2 separate regions of the Mus musculus genome follow, and region 2 is linked to region 1. The links are chromatin loops, found by intact Hi-C in ENCODE. Cell type or tissue: heart. All regions are shown on one strand. Each heading gives the region's core, and the rest is flanking DNA. Links, peaks and the distances in the headings are about the cores only. Region 1 overlaps Mapkapk2 (MAP kinase-activated protein kinase 2). Region 2 holds the start of Dyrk3 (dual-specificity tyrosine-(Y)-phosphorylation regulated kinase 3).

Evidence for each region. Peaks named below come from ENCODE experiments on the same cell type or tissue, not always from the same donor. Only the 100,000 strongest peaks of a DNase experiment are listed, where the experiment ranks them.
Region 2: a loop joins it to region 1, with 2.4 times the contacts of the local background. A loop is called at or near these places in 1 of 42 quality-filtered maps.

What each region holds. Positions count from the first base shown.
Region 1 is chr1:131,055,462-131,063,790 of GRCm38, forward strand. It overlaps Mapkapk2 (MAP kinase-activated protein kinase 2), which reads right to left. Exons shown (of 10, transcript NM_008551.2): 2 at 3,162-3,301; 3 at 2,891-2,955; 4 at 2,540-2,619; 5 at 2,033-2,159; 6 at 1,428-1,503; 7 at 953-1,077; 8 at 468-553; 9 at 298-378. Among named protein-coding and RNA genes, the nearest start is that of Mapkapk2, 38 kb to the right of the region's middle. In heart, for the core only: CTCF peaks have their summits at 5,014 (motif pointing left) and 5,236; DNase peaks (open chromatin) are centred at 4,150, 5,030, 6,606, 7,530 and 1 weaker place; H3K4me3 peaks cover 596 bases; H3K27ac peaks cover 3,274 bases.
Region 2 is chr1:131,134,367-131,142,695 of GRCm38, forward strand. Dyrk3 (dual-specificity tyrosine-(Y)-phosphorylation regulated kinase 3) reads right to left here and starts at 3,868. Exons shown (of 3, transcript NM_145508.2): 1 at 3,714-3,868; 2 at 1,894-2,005. The coding sequence starts at 3,790. In heart, for the core only: a CTCF peak has its summit at 4,548 (motif pointing left); a DNase peak (open chromatin) is centred at 3,965; H3K4me3 peaks cover 2,005 bases; H3K27ac peaks cover 1,992 bases.

The DNA.
Region 1 (8,329 bases), core at 111-8,110:
TAAAGCCCTGTCTGGGGCTTTAATGCCCTCATCTGAAAACTGAGGGGATAGCACCTGATGCCATTTCAGGACCACTAGAGAGCCCCAGGGAGAGGAAGGCTCATAGGAAACAGACGGCAGTCTGGCCAGAACCTTTGCCACAAGCCAGTGAAGGCAATGGCTCCCAGTCACCTTTTGGTTGCTATGGAAACACTGGGATGAAGAACACAGATCCAAACTGTTCCTGCCAGGCCAGCACTCCTGCTGGGGACTTCCTGTGAACTGCCTTCCCAGCTCTCTTCCTCAGTGGTCCCTCACCTTGACATCCTCCCATCGTTCCTTGTCCTCCTTCAGGACACGGCTGGTGTGCAGTGGAGTCTGAGGGACCTTCGTAGATTGCTGAGGAGAGAGAAGTGGGATCAAGTGACAGTCGAGCATACTGAGCAACAGTCCCTTGCGCCCAGGTCTCCCCAGCCTGCAAAGCTTACCATGATCCAGGGGTGGTTCATGAATTCTGTGATGGTCATTCTCTGGGTGGGCTCTGTTTTTAGCAGATTCCGGATAAGCATCTTCACTATGGGGTGAGGCAGAGGACACAGCAGGTCAAGGGACAGGGCAGTTCAGGGGACTGAGACAGACAGCTCAGGGATCGAGACAGCTCAGGGGACAAGGACAGCTCAGGATCTATAGTTTTCCCTGCACTCTCCTGCATGAATCAGGCTCAAAGGAGACTGAATGAAGATAGATACCCAAGGAGCAATGGCTCCAAGGACCAGCATGCTGGACAAGCCCTGCACATACACATGGCTCTGACCATGCCTCAGGCACTTCCCACAGGCAGAACACACCTAGAAGGCATAGGAACAGGTCCAAGTCCCCAGTTCCAGCACACATGTGAAAAAGACTGATACCTACACGTGCGTACGCTCGCACACACTCACTCTTTCCCCTGTCCCCGAAGGCCGGTTCCTACCTTCTTCTGATACTTCTGACCACTCCGGGTTAGGAAATTCATACTGGCCCATTCGAATACGAGTCTTCATGCCCGGAGAGATGGCAAGGCCGTGATTGGAATAGAAGGGGGGATACCCACACAGCCTAAGGAAGAGAAGGGCAAAGCGGGTGTTATTTAGAAACCCTGCACCACTAATCAGGTAAGAAACAGACTCTGCTTGTTATAGTCCCAGAGAAATCGGGACTGCAGGACCCAGGAGTCTAAGTGCCAAGGATGTCACCTAGACGGCTAGCCCATTAGCTAGTTTCTACCACCACTTAGCAACCAGAACCCACCAAGCATCAAGTGAAGCAGGAACTCAGAATTCCCAGGGAGCCCCCATCCGAAGGGGAAATGCTAAAGCCTCCTCTTGTCCTGCAGTGGTAAAGCGTCCCCAGCTCCCTGACGCACTGCAGCCTAGCAGCCATCCCACACCACACACCAGCCCACTTACAAAATATACATGATGACACCCAAGGACCACATGTCACAGGACTTGTCATACTTCTCCGGGCCCAGGACTTCCGGAGCTGCAAAGCAAAGATCACTGTGGGTTGTCCTGGCTCTTTGAATGCTGAGACCTCCCCTGCCTCAGAGTCCTTCATCCCTTCATAAAGAAAGAGAGGCAACAGTGGGGGCCGGGGAAAGAAGAGGACCCTCTCCCAGAAGGGACTCTGCAGCTACAAGCTTAGGGTGCAATCACTGCTGAGCCGCTGAGAACCTACAAACATGTGGCACCCACTTAGCTTCAGGAACATGTCCTGGGAGTGTATTCGTGGAGTCAGCTGGGACTTTAGAGCAAAATCTGAATCCCAGACTCCACGGAGAAACCCTGGCTCTCCTTAGGAAGAGTACACAGATCCCAAGTGCTGCCCTCAGCCCAGCAGAGCATTTTCATAGCACTCAATCACAGCTTAACTCTGGCAGCCCACTCATGGCGGGGCCCTGTCAGATCTAGTACATCTAGGGACATAAAGACCCAGCATGCCTAGGTCTATGGTCTCCTGAGATGAGCAAAACGAGGCAAAGACTCAGTCCTTGGGCCTCCCCTGAACTCACCCACATAGTATGGTGTATAACACGGAGTGGTCAAAGAGTTGTGACTGGTGGTTTCCTTGGCAAAGCCAAAATCAGTGAGTTTCAAAATGGCATTGGGCCTTTTGGAAGTATATAAGAGGTTCTCAGGCTGTGGAGAGAGACATGAGTGGATAAGATCCCTGTGGAAATGCTGAGGAACCCAAGTGGGAAGGACTGTGCCTTCCGTTCATCCGCTCAACCACTGCATCCATCCAGCCCCTCTGCAGCGGGCAGCGTGAAGGCATCGGCTCCCTGCTACAGAGACTGCCGCGTGGAGCCATGGGGACTCCTGTTGACTCAGAAATCCATGTGTGGGACGGTGAGGTGCTGACGAGCAGCCACAGGCTGAGTGCAACCAAACTGAGCTTCACTACCAAGTTTGTGGTCCCCTGTCCCAAGCCCCACAAGCCACAGACTGGGCTGCAGACCCATCCTACGCTGACAGACCAGGCAGTCAGGGAGCATGGGGTTTATATAAGCAGGTGTCACCTTGACATCCCGGTGAGCAATGTTGATCGAGTGCAGGTACTGGATGGCCTCGCCGATGCTCTTCATGATCTCTGACGCCTCTGCAGACGAGAGAGAAAACCCGAGCTGGAGGTCTGAAAGCTCAGACACCAACCTGCTGACGCAGCCCCAGTCTCCCACACCCACCAACTCATCAGACACACAAAGGAGCTAGGAGCTGACCCTGCCATGGCTAAGGGAGAGAGGCCCATGGCCAGCAGTGAGCCTGAGAAGGCAACACCCTCCCCCACTCCTGTGACAGGGCCCTTCAAAGAGCCTACAGTTGCCTACTGCTGTGCACACAAAGCCACTGCCACAGCAGACCCTCTCTACCTCTTTCTGTGAATGCCTGGTCTCCTCGGTCCTGGATTCGACTAAAGAGCTCTCCACCATCGAGACTGAAAGGAAAAAAAAAAAAAAAAAAAGGTACAGTGAAAGATCTGTCAACCAGCATGTCACCCCACCCCCACGCATTCCACTGCCCCCAAAGGAAGCCAGATGCTGATATCCCAAGCTTCAAGATCCATAGTGGGCTGTCTGCAGAGGCAGAGGCACCTCATCATGGCATGGGGATAGGATGGTCAGAACCCTGCAGGCTACTTACCACTCCATGACAATCAGCAGGCACTTCCTCCCGGCATACAGGTTCTCATAGACATCCACGATGTGCACAATGTGTGGGCACTGGGAGGCCCTCCAGTGCAGCTCCACCTCTCTGCGCGCCTTCGGACAGTCCTGGAGCATCTGCAAGGCCAACACCTCCTGAGTGACACAGGGCTACGAGAAACAGCTGGCCCCACCAACACTACAAATGTTTTCTTTCTTTTTCTTTCTCTCTCTCTCTCTCTCTCTCTCTCTCTCTCTCTCTCTCTCTCTCTCCTTTCTCTCTCCCCCCCCCAAGGTCACTCTCACAGCATCTTCCCCAACCTCTCCCCTTCCAGGACCCTAAGATGACTCTAATCACTCAACACAACACTTCAGCTTGACTCTCCAGAGCCTGAACAGGAAGCTGAGACAACTCTCATTCCATCAGCTAAGAGCATGAAGTCTACAGAAGGAGAGGCAGCAGTTAAGTATTGGAGGACAGTGTCCCACGGAGTCAGAACAAAAGGAACCACTTCAAGGACAAGAAAGGGAGCGACTCCAGAATCCTCAGGGACAGAAACTTCAAACCTATAGCAGACTCAGCCCGGTGGTCTCTGGAGTCAGCCCGATGCTGATTGGGACCCTGCTGCTTGCCAGAGTTGCAGCCTTGAGCCACACTCATGTCCCTTCTTGCTCCTGGGACTGGGTGTCCAGGAGCATGAAGTCAAGCTGGACCCTCATCAGCCTTAAAAGGCCGGATTCTGGTCAGTCTAAGCCAGCTACTTGTTTCCGCCCTTTAGCTACTGACTAGCTTAAGAACAAGCCTAATGTCCAAATGGCCCAGAAGAACTTTGATGGCAATTTACTGAGAGACAATCACAGAAAGAGCACAGGACCAACACTGTCTCCAGCACCTGGCAGCTAGGAGCATGCTGTCACCATGGTCCCAGTAAAGGGTCTGGCCACAGAGCAGTGAGAAGCCAGTGAGAGACAGCAGCTCCCAGGATCCCTGGGACATCACCAAGCAGCCTGTTTCCTGCCAGGCACAACCAGGAGACAAGGCAAGAAAGTGGGGATTCAGGGCCGACTGTGGCTCCTCAATGAAACCAGGGAGTGTGACCCTGCTTCCAAAGCAAAACAAATAAATAAATGGAAAATGTTCCTGATTGTTTAAACTCTTTTAGGAGAATTCCATTGTTAGAACCAAAGGCATCCTAACAGACCTCTGCTTTGTACAGTGGAGTAGCCACTTTTGCTCACAGCTATGCTATGAGGGTTAAACTGTGCTCAGTAGGAACAGCTATCATTTTTACTAGAATGCCTGCTCAATGCAGGGCACAGAAGCCAAAATCTGTAAGACAAAGACCTGAACAGATCTACCCATACATCACACTCTCCAACAGCTCTGGACATTCTGCAGTCTGAGCTGGCAGGGAAACAGGCCAGAGAGCAGACGGACAAGCAGGCAGCAGGCAGGCGCGGGGGGCCTTCGATAAGGTGGAGACTGGGCACTGACTAGAATGAGGCCAATGTGGACAAGCAGGGAGACCAAGAAGAGAGCTGAGGTCTGGGAAGTGGGGTCAGACAGCCAGAGACAAGCTCGGAATCCCCACCAATAACACTAATGTGCTTTCAGGCTATAGTCACGTTGACCCATTTCAGAGAGTAGCCTGCCCAAGGCTAAACTCCTAGGATGACAGCCACAGCCTGCATCAGGCCTGACAGACAAATTCCAAGTCTTTCCACCCTATCACTCAGAGTCTAAGAAACTGTCAGAGGCTGAAACTTCTCAAAGTGGCTTCAAAGAGGCAACTTCTCAAGCAGAAACCCACAAAGAAGACAGCTATCTCCCATGTGCTTTGTGTCACACTGCCACCTTGTGGTCAAATGAGAGCATGGCACAAGCTTGTATGGGGTTGGGGTGGGGGGTGGGGGTCACGGGGTGTGCATTTTTATTTTCCCATGTTGTAGGAGGAACAGAAAGAGACACTGGCCAATTCCATGTGCACATAATCAAGTAGTGACTGAACTTCTACTGTAGACCACGCATGGCACTGAACATCAAAACCAAAACAGACTGACAATCGGAAATGCCAGGCTAGTGCAGCAGGACAGATACCCACCGGAGGCAGGCACTGGAAAGATTCATAATTCAAGTCTCTCTTCCATTCTCCACCACAGTACAGAACAAAAGTAAAAAGAATCCCATGGGGGAACCCACACCCTCACTCTGCCTCCACATCCGAGGGCAGGAGATAGATATCAGAGATGAACACCCTGGGGAGCTGTTGGGCCCCACGTTCAGGCCACGATGCCAAAGTAGACAAAATCGTAAAGACAACAGACAGTGCAGGCAAGCGTTCTGAGGAAAGTTGATCCGTAGACTGCACACTGGGTTTGGGATCCAAGAACACAGCTGTCTTAGGATCACTGCTATCCACAGCCGGGGTTCGTCCATGGCACTGGGAGGGTCAGGTTCCACCTCACAGACAGGAGTGTTAGGGCCAGCATACTCAACAGTTCCAGCTGAAGTGGGGTCATCCTTCCTGGCAAATACATGTCCAGTAGTGCCACACCCATACTCCCAGCACTTGTGGCCCGGCAGGAGGAGTTCTCTGCCAGCCTGGGCAATATAGCAAGTCCAAGGCCAGCCTGGACTATAGAGAGACCAGCTTATAAACGCAACAAAAACAAAGAAGCTCTACATAAGGTTCTCTTCTCTTAAGCTAAAACCAACACTTTCCATACTGATGCCTTCTCTCCACAGGTGAAATAAAGTTTGATTTCTTTAATCAAATCCCTCCTCTCTCTTCCTTCACCTAGTAGTAAATGTATTTTCAAGCTCTCTCCTCCAGGGAAAATTTCTGGAGTGTGGCAACTGCCTTACTATCTAAACTGTGTCCCCCCTGCACCTCCACAGTGGGACAGGTGGGTGCATGCACTTGCTGCAGGCAGGCCTCTCTCCTCCAGGTGAAGTCAACTGGATAAAGACTAGGAAAATCTCAATCCTTAGAGAAAACTAAAATTTTACAGGAAAACAAGTAACTGAGATGAACTTCATTAGGTTTTATCCTCTAGAAACTTGGCTAGGTTGGGCAGATTAGGGATAACTATGAGAAGCCTTGATTTTTACAATACGTATAGAGGTTTTAGTGGGGTTTTGTTTGAGATAGGGCCTCCTGTATACCCAGTGTTATCAGACCTTCACTGGTTATGAATACTAATTGAAGCTATGGAAGGCCTTCATAGCAGGCAGGCGGGCGGGTTAACATCAAAGAGCGGGGCCATGAGGTGCCACAGACACTTGTAGACAAGTGTAGCATACAGAACACTGGAGAGAAAAAGCAAGAATGCACGGATCTCAAGTACATGGCTAAGTAAAGACAGACAAGAGAGGTGGCCTGAGCCATCCAGGCAGAGAGGTGACAGGAAGCTGCTAGCACACCCCAGCTGAGGAAGAGCTGGGCAGCCAGGAGGGTCACATGGGAAAGGTCTCATTCCCACAGTGCAGAGAGGACACTGGAGAACAAAGGGCTCAGGACCTTCGCTCTGGGGGATGGACTTTCCTACAAAGAAAAAAACCACAGCATTGAGAGAAGGTGTACCTGGAAGGAACTGAAATCCATGATACCCATGCTAAGCCTCGAACCAATTCTGTGCCTTGACTCAGCCCTATATGGTGTCTCTGAAATGCTCTTGCAGAAAAGGTCGAAAGATGTGTGTTCCAAACTAAGGTACACAGGCCAAGGAGGCCTGAAAGGCATGCAGGGTTCAGGATCAGGTCATGGAGCCCACAACCCAGGGAGGAAGTTTTAGGTAGGGTCAGTGAGGGAGGTGTGGGAATTGTGCACAGGATTAAAAACAGGGGCCCTAGACTCTGGTTGTACACCTTTGACCCCCTTACCTGCCCTCCAGGAGATCTTCCATCATGGGGTCTCCTGAAAAGATAGTCTAAGTCAACCCAAAAGCCAAAGAGGAAAGAACAGAGAGGAGCCTGGTCCTATGGCATGACATGAGGACAATAGGAGCAACAAATAAGCTGCCCCCACATACTTTATACCTCAGAGACCTCACACACTGGAAAACGAGGGAGGGGGCTCTGAACTCCACTGAGAGTGGGGATCCTAACCCCTGGTGCCTCCCATCTTCTCATGTGCTGAACAGGCCCATGACAGGCCTGAGGGGGCAGCCTATTAAACACATGTAACAAGGACAAGAATGCACACTAGCAAGACCAGCTTGGCACACGACAGGCACCACACCAGGGTTCTGCTATTATTACTCGGCTGCTATTCCTGTACATCAGTTCCCCTGAGGTGGGCAGCTGGAATCCCAGGCACACCCACTTCCCTCAGGGGTTATTCATAGCCCTAGACACCAGGCAGTGGGGACCCAGGATATGGTGCAGCCTTGAGTTTCCCTCTACACACCACTTAAAAGGGACAGCTGGAGCGGGGATGTGCCGAGTCCGACTTGGTGCCAAGAGTGATGCACAAGTCCAATTCAGGCACCAAGTGCGCTGCTGTGTTGTTAAACAAGACCTCTACATTCCCAGGAGGCAGCTGGGGGCCTGGAGGAAAGCCCTGTGTGGGGCACCAACTCACCACTCCCTTAAGCCAGGCCACAGTCCCTCTTTCTGGACCACAAATGCTTCTTTTGTACCACATGGATGCCTCAAAGCTTTTCAGGGTAAAAGGAAAGGAGGACCTGGAGCCACTGTAGGCAAGTCTCAGCAACCTCTTTCGTGAACATTCAAGTAGCAGGCATAGCTTATGGTTGGAGTTCTCCAAATTAAATGTCTAAGTATTTCCAATGTGTCATCTCACCTGGCTCAACCCTCTGGAAGGGAGCATCCTATTTTATAAATGAGGTCCTCCATTATGGAGTAATCTTTCCATAGGATTCTCCAGCCAGCTGTGGCAGGACTGGAATATGAAACCCATGTAAGTAGCACTTCCTCCCAGACACCTAGACACACACCTCTGCAGGCCTCTCCTAAGCGCTCAGTCCCCAGCCGAGAACCAGCTCACTCTCCCAGGGTGCAGGCCTGAGGTCCCAGTCGTCACCCTTCCCCACTCCAGGAAGGAGTAGAGTAGACTGGACCTGCCCAGCCACTGCCTCACTCACTCCAGCTCCATCCATTCCTATCCTAGCACCATCCGCAGCTCTTCCCAGGGAGAGGTGAAA
Region 2 (8,329 bases), core at 216-8,215, 79 kb after region 1:
GAATCATAGCATTAGGGATTGTAAGTGCTCCCACGGGATTGAAAAGCACTCTCCCAGCCAAGTCTGCCAATAACAGAGGCTGGGGAGACAGGGCAGGGGTTAAAGTGTTTGCATGAGGACCCGTCCTGTCAGCACTGGGTGGGCATGGAATCTGCCTCTAATTCCAGCTTCAGAAGGCAAAAACAGAGCAAGCTGGCTAGCAAGGCTGGTCATGTGTGAAAGCTCTTGATCAAGAAACCAAATAAGACAGAAGAGCGTACATCAATATCACACACACAATAAAAGTGGATAGGGAGGTTAAAGAAAAGCCCTTGCAATGACATGTTGGATTAGAATCTAAAATCTTAGGGCTTCTCCATAACTGTCAGAGTCAACAACATGCAGTAAGAAATTCACTTGATCCTGAAATATAATTTGAGAGAAGTTTAGGATAGAGATCAACACGGATCAACTCTAACCTAAAGTTAAATGAGGTTTGTGCCTGATGCCCAACTGCAGGGAGCCAGGAAATTCGATGGCCACCACAGAGGTGGCTCTGGATTTCTCAGAGGTGTTCAGAGACCACAGAAATCAACTGACAGGAATGGAAAGAAGCCCCACTGTACCCCAGAAGAGATTAAAAATGGGGTGACCAGACTTCCAAACGTATTTAGACCAAGCTTGTAATATTATTAACCCTGAGAGTGGTAAGACCTAGGGAAGAACTAGAAACAATGACAAGGCTAACAAGATGGCTCAGCAGATAAAGGTGCTTGCCACTAAGTCTGGTCACACACACACCACAAAACATGCACAAATAAAATGTTACTATTTTTAAAGCAAAATTACAGAGTAAAGCAAGGAAGGAACAAAGCAACAAAGGTGGGTTTTAAGAGGAACCTCGGAAGGGAAAAGTACATAGCCGTGCCAGCTCAGGAAGTCAGACACTTCAGCAGATGACACATTGTAGCACAGTTTCAAGTCACAGACCGTGACTCCTTGCCTTGGAACTTGTCCAAACCCTGCTCTGCTCCTCTGCCTGTGCCTGTGGACTGTGAGTTCATCTCATTCTTACCTTAAACAAAAGGGCACCGAAAGCTAAGGGTCTGGGGCTCATAAAGGATCAGAATGTACCAAAGCCCAAGCTGGACGAGTGGCCCCCGGTGGTGCACGCCTTTGACCCCTACAGAGCGGGTTCCAGGACAGCCAGGGCAACACAGAGAAACCCAGGCTTACTGTTTCAACTTAATTTATGAAGTTTTGTTCTTTTGTTTTTTGGGTTTTTTTTTTTTTTTAAACTGTCTTTCATATACTGATCTGCCAGGACTAAACGGGAAAAACTGAGCTGATTGTGAATTCTGACACTATTTTCCTTGTTACTTCTGTTAAAAGAAGCCTTTGTCATGCTCTATGTATGTCACCTACCATAAAAAAGAAACACCGCTTAAACAAGAGTTCCTTCCGCGACCCCAAGTGCCATGCCTACCCCAGCAGAAGGAATAAGGAAAGGGTGGACTTCAAATCCAAACTGTTCCAAAAAAAGCCGACCTCAAACCACAGAAACTGTTTTCCCCAAGTCAGGAGAAATCAAAAGCAAACCAAGCATGGTAATATGAGTATGGTAATATACCCATTTAATCCCAGTACTCTGGAGACAGAGGCAGGTACACCTCTGACTTTGAATCCAGCCTGGTCTACACAGAGTTCCAGGTCAGCCAGGACTACACACACTAAGCAACTCTGTGTCAAAACAATAATCTTTCAAAAAGCAAAAGAACCACACACACTCCCCAACCAAAAACCTCAAAACAAAAGCAGCCAACCCACAAATAACAAATGGAACTCCCGCGTTGCCAAGAGCATTAAGGAGCACTTCCTCTTCCCCCAAGCAACTTTCTTTCCTTTCCTACTTACATTTAGCCTTCTGGAGACAGGTGCTTCAGAGGGGTTGCTGAATGTGTCCGAATAGGGTGGGCCCTTGGTTTCATCTATCATCATGAAAGTATCATAGACACCATCCCCCAACCTAGGAGAAACGGTTACAGATAAAACCGGTCAGTAACTAAACAAAATGAGCTTGCATTTTCAAAACACCCCAGGATTTAAGCGCTTCTTACCCTTTCTGACACTGCACAAAAACAAGCCGGGCAGTCGGCAGTGGGAGAGAAGGACTCTAACCTTTCTCTTCCCTGTAATTTTTTTTTTGTTTTTTTGAGACAGGGTTTCTTACATAGTCCTGGCTGTTCTGGAACTTGCTGTGTAGAGCAGACTGGCCTCGAACGCAAACTGATCCACCTGCCTCCACCTCTGCACCAACACATCTGTTTCCTTTTTCTTTGTAAAGAATGGAAAAAAAAAATCTCTGGATTCAATTTTACATTAGTTACAACAGACTGGTGTGGTGACACACTCCTTTAATCCCTCTCTCAGGAGGCAGAGGCAGGTGGATCTCTGCTGAGTTTGAGGCCAGCTTGGTCTACAGAGTGACTTCCAGGACAGCCAAAGCTACATAATAAAGAGACCCTGTCTCTAACTAACAAATAATAAGTAATCGAATGCTGTTCAAAAAATGAGGGACTACCAATTAACTTGAACTGAATAAGAAACCTAAAAGCAGAAAGAAATAAACATAACATAGAGGTTTGTTTTAGAATGCAAGTCTAACACCTCTATTCTAGTTTCAGCCCCTGGCTGTGCTACCTTCCCCCTCTGAACAGCCTCACAGGTAAATGGGAAGAAAAGGACGTCTACACTCTCAGACTACAAGAAGAGAAGACTAGCAGAACAGCTGTCTTCTCTTCATTATTTTATGCACCCATTTACAGCTAAGCTAACTAGTGAAAAAAGGCAGCCAACAGGAACCCACCCGATGCTTTGCTTTAAGTTACACGATGTACCAAATCTCTCTTCTGTTCCCACTTCATTTCCTGGCATATGGAGATATTTAAAATGCTAAAGGACTACAGAATGGTTCTGTCTTTACACTGTGGGTCCTCCACAGTGAAGGCACACAAACAATGGGCAGGATTTACTAAAGCCACAAGATGGCCTTGAATAATGCATTTTATCTGCTCCCAAGACTACGGATTTGCGGGTCACTCTGGTCACCGGTTCATGTTACCATCTCAGATTATATACTACTAACACAACCATGACTAGGTAACATTTTTCATTGTCTTTAAAAAAAATATCTTTTCAGTCACTTTTGAGATCTGTCTTATTAAAAAAAAATACTTATAGAGTTTAACACAAGTGTTAAAGGAATAAAGGAGGGCTTTAAAAACATCCCACAAGAAATTAAAATATCTTCTAAAAAATATATTGAGGTTCAGACAATGTTTTGATAACAGGCAATTTTCTAGACAGGTCCGGCCTCTGCCATACTGCACGATGAAACACACCAGCACCGCATCTGCAGAGTAACAGCCAGACGCGAACGAGCGGATTGGGTTCCTTTAGCCAGGGCCCGATGCGGAGGGGGAAAGGGACCCCCCCCCAAAAGCGGCACATGGGGAACAAGGTCCCGGGTCTCTGCTGCTCCACCCCAGGGCCAGGGCGGGCTGGGCAGACTCTCGGAGCAACAGGGCGCAGGTCTTGCGCGCAGGTCCCAGACCCAGCTCTCCGGAGGCCGCGCCGTCCCGCCCGCCCTCCCCCGCCCTTCCCGCTCACCGCGCTGATGGACAGGCAGCCCAGACCCGCAAGGAGTCCTCCCGCTCCTACCCGGGCGCCGTTACCTCCGCTGCTGCGGCGGGAGCCCGGCCCCCGGCAGCGCCGCGTCCTTCCTCCCGCGATCGCGGGCTGCGCCTCCCATCGCGAGCTCGCCCCGCGGACACAGAGGCGGCGGTTGGCCCGGTGGGTCGCCTCCAGCACCGCACCTGCTGGCTTCGCTACAAGACGAGGCTGGGCACTGGGCTCGCGCGGTCCGCAGGGAGACCACGCGGGAGCGGCCGCGTCGCTTAGCAACCGCGCACGCCCTGCCGCGCCTGCGCAACGCCGCCTTGGAGGGAGCGGGGAGGAGGCGGAGCGAGGGGCGTGCTGTTCCTGGGTGGTGTGCTCGCAGTTCTTTTTGCAAAAGAGGAAACTGGCTTGGAACCTACGCTTCTTCGTATTCACCTAGCCGTGAAACCAAACATGGGAGTATCAGCAGCACAGCCTGCCTGCTCAGCAGACCGCTTGGAGAGCTCTGCGCATCTTTAATATGTGAAAGCGTACCTCACTCTTTCTGAGAAGTACCGTCCATGTTAAGTCTATTTCGACAGTTAAAATGGAAGTGAAAAGAAAGGCTGTTAAGCCACAGAAGTGGCGGTTGTGTTGAGCTTGGTGCCCATCAGATTTCCTAAGGCTGCAAAACTCCTCTGCAAGAGCGGATTTGATTCCCAACACGGTCGTGGCAGTTCACAACCATCCATAACTCTAGTCCCGGGGTGTTTAATGCCCTCTTCTGACATCTGAGAGTAGCAGGCACGTATGTGGTGCACAGGCATAAACTCATACACATAGGATGAGCCCATTGGATCTATGAGAACAAAACAAAACAAAAACCAAAGGTTCTTCCACGCATCGGTGGCGCACGCCACCTGGTGCACACTGGAAATTATTTCATAGAGCATAATTCCACGAATCTTCAAATGTCCAACCGAGGCTCCTTTTGGGGTTCGTAAAAGTCACAGTCCCTGTTCTCAGAAGATCCACACTCTATTTGCAGCTAAGAATCTGTCCATTTGGGACACTTTATTTTCATCTGTTCAGTGTTGACTTAGCCTGTGATATAAGTAAAAATGTTTTCTTCAATGATGATCTTTTAGAAGTTTTCTGTCTCTCTTTCATCCACAACCAGTGCAATCTTACTTTCCTAGGGTTTTTGTTTTTAAATTGGGCTCTTTGACTCTTGTTTGTAGACAGAGTTCCATGGCAACAAAGGCACCTCCCCCGCTCCAAGATTACAAAATTCTACTAACTGATCCTGCTCTCAGGACTTCTAAGAGGTGAACACCCCAGACTACTACCGGAAGGGTTGGTTGGGACTTGCCTGGACATGTTTAATTACCTCATTTCGAATCACTGCAAGTCTTCCCTTCTGTCTTTAAGGCGCATCTTCTAGAGCCAAGCTAAAGCCTTCCTGTTCTACTTGCCTCCAGCGGGTTAGGGGAGTAGATACAGAGGCTGCCTTTGTCTTTAGTAGGTTATTTCCCTAGTAAGGGAGGGAGAACTCCTTGAGGGTGCTGGACCTCCTGAGTATCTGACCTTGGTGACCTAAGTACTTTTCAGTATTTCTTCAAAGAACCCCTGTTTTGTAACAACGACCACACCCTCATTAAGCAATTGCCCTGTACCCTCCGGCTCTTGAAAAGACTCATTTAAGTGTACTTCAACAGATATTGAAATACAAAGAAAATACGATTTCTCTGTATAAAGTGTTCCATATGCTTACATATGTGCAACCTATGGAAATCTATGCAAAATATATTTGATAAATGTTACATTAAAGTAAGTAAAAAAAGGTGGGGGAACATGCTGGTGGAAGGACAAAGTTTTGAGGAAGTGAGGAGTAGGAGGGAGGGACTTTGGTTGGATGTGATCGGATATATTGGATAGGGGCTGGAGAGATGGCTCAGTGGTCATGAGCACTAGCAGCTCTGGAAGAGGATCGGACATCTGAGAGTACCAGGCACACATGTGCTGCACCGACATATGCTCAAAAGAATAAGATAAATCAAAAATTTTTTCCAAAGATATAGTGTATGAAGTCACTGAATAATAAATTAACGGATTTTAAATAAATGAAGAGTGGTTGGAAATCAGCATTATCTTTCTGAAAATATAAAATAAGAATCCTACCACATACTAGCCAAGTCACCTGAGATGTCTGCCTGTCTTTAGAAGCCAGTTCTAGTGAACAGGAAAACTAAAGAGCTTGCAATATGTGTTTTAAATGCAATTATCCCAAAATCATAAGGAAAAGACACAGGGACCTGGAGTATTGCTCAGTAGACCAATGTCTGTGTAGCATGCAAGAGGCTCCGGTTTAGATCTCCAGTACAGAAAGCAAAGGAACCAAGTGGGCATTCAGAACTTGACCACAGCACCTTCAGGAGGGACACAAACATTCCCCTGTAATAACTCAGCTGTAATTTTTTGATAAAGCAGCTAGTGGGGGGTTGGCTTCCGTTTGAAATCAGTGTGTTGCTATGAATTTCTCTGTAGTGGAATATACCATGATACATGCATATACAATGATACATGCATCACAGAACTGAAATGCACGTTTAAAAGAAGTCATTCATTTAGAACCTGAGAGACTCACTGGTGAGTGAGTGAGTCTTGATATTTCCAGCTTTGTCAGCCTGGTCTTGTGTCTCCTAAGCCCTTAAGGTTGTCTTTACCAGTCCCAAACCCCTGTCCCAAAAGTTTATGTGTGTGTGTGTGTGTGTGTGTGTGTGTGTGTGTGTGTGTGTGATATCTACAGCCCTAAAGGTTGTAAAATGTGTGTGGTGTGTGTGTTTTTGTGTGTGTGGTATGTATGTTTATGTGTGTGTGGTGTGTTTGTGTGTGGTATGTATATGTGTGTGGTATGTGTTTTTGTGTGTGTGGTGTGTTTATGTGTGTGGTGTGTTTGTGTGTGGTATGTATGTTTGTGTGTGTAATGTGTGTGTGGTATGTGTGTCTGTATATGTCTCTGTGTGTGGTGTGTGTGTGGTATGTGTGAGTGTGTGGTGTGTGGTATGTGTGAGTGTGTGTGGTGTGTGGTATGTGTGAGTGTGTGTGGTGTGTAGTATGTGGTGTGTGATGTGTATGTTTGTGTGTGTATGGTATGTGTGTTTATGCGTGTGGTGTGTTTGTAGTGTATATGTTTGTGTGTGTGGTGTGTGTGATATGTGTGGTATGTGTTTGTGTGTGGTGTGTGTGATATGTGTGGTATGTGTGTGTGTCTGTATGTGTGTGTCTGTGTGTGTGTCTGTGTCTATGAATGTGGGCATATCTGAGCATCAGTGTGAACACCAGAAGATAACTATTGGAATTCAGTTCTTTCTTTCCACCTTTCCACCTTGGGTTCTGAGCATTGAACTCAGATTGTAAGGCTTGCTTGTGTGGAAAGTGCTTTTAGCAGCTGAGCCATCTTTCTACCCCTGAGTACAGTTCTTGACTTGAAAAGCCCGACATCTAGAATGAGAACAGGCATAGTATAACTCCTGAAGACTCTCCCTACGAGGAGGAACTGGATGCACACACTTACTCCTGATCACAGTTTACATGAACCCCAGCAGGGCCAGCTCCCTGATGACTGCTGAAGGTTGTGAATGATTATTTTTGGCTGTTCTCTGGGTTCTGAGGTTTCTGTCCTCTGAATCACACTTCCTTTTCAAATGAAAGATAGTTTTTGTTAGCAGGTGAATATTTCATTTTTTTTAAATGTTTCCTTTTTTTATAGAGGTTTGGGGAATCTAAAGTTTTGTTTGATTTCAAATTTTCTACTGTCTTTGTACTTTTGGTGCAAATTGATCATATTTTAATAATACAATTCAAAGTTGTAGTTCTGTGAGTCTTATTTGCTTTTATAGTAAACAAAGCCATGCATGCAAATCTCTTCAAAGTCTTTCTCTACTTTGTGCTTCTGAGGCTGCTGAGGGCAACATCTGAGGGCATTGCCCTTGCAGTCCTTGGGGGTCCTGTGAGGGCATCTCACCTGACTGAGATGTCACTTCAGAGCTCTCTGCTGTGTTTCAACAGTCTTTGAATTAACCCTTTATTTTAAGAAGTTCGGGGTTTTCTATGTATGTTTGTGTGTGTGTTTGCCTACATGTATGTATGTGCACCAAATGCCTGGTGCCCACAGAGGCCAGAGGAAGGCATTGGATTCCCGAAAACTAAAGTTACAGATGGTTGGTGAGTTGAATGTGGGTCCTCTCCAAGAGCAGCTAGTGCTCTTAACTACCTTGTCATCTCTCCAGCCAATGTCATTCATTTTAATTTAATATCTATTGGGACAGGGTCTCACTTTGTAGACAGGGCTGGTCTAATTTAGACAATCTTTCTTGGGAGATTACAGGAATGGGTCACTGTGTCCTACAGTGGTTTTCTTTTAAAGATTTGATTTATATGCAATAAAGTTAACTATTCTTTTTCTTCTTCTTTTTGTAGTTCGTGGAATTCATTCCAGAGCCTTTTAAACACTAAGCATGCTCTTGCCACTAAAGTATATCCCAAGCCCCTAAGTTCACTACAGGTCACAGTTCTGTGAGTTGTATCAGCTTCATACAGTTGTATAACCACCAATGCTATCATAGGTAGCAGAGCAGGGTGCTCTATCTGTGGTGGTTTGAATGGCCCCTATAGACTCATAGTGGCCTTA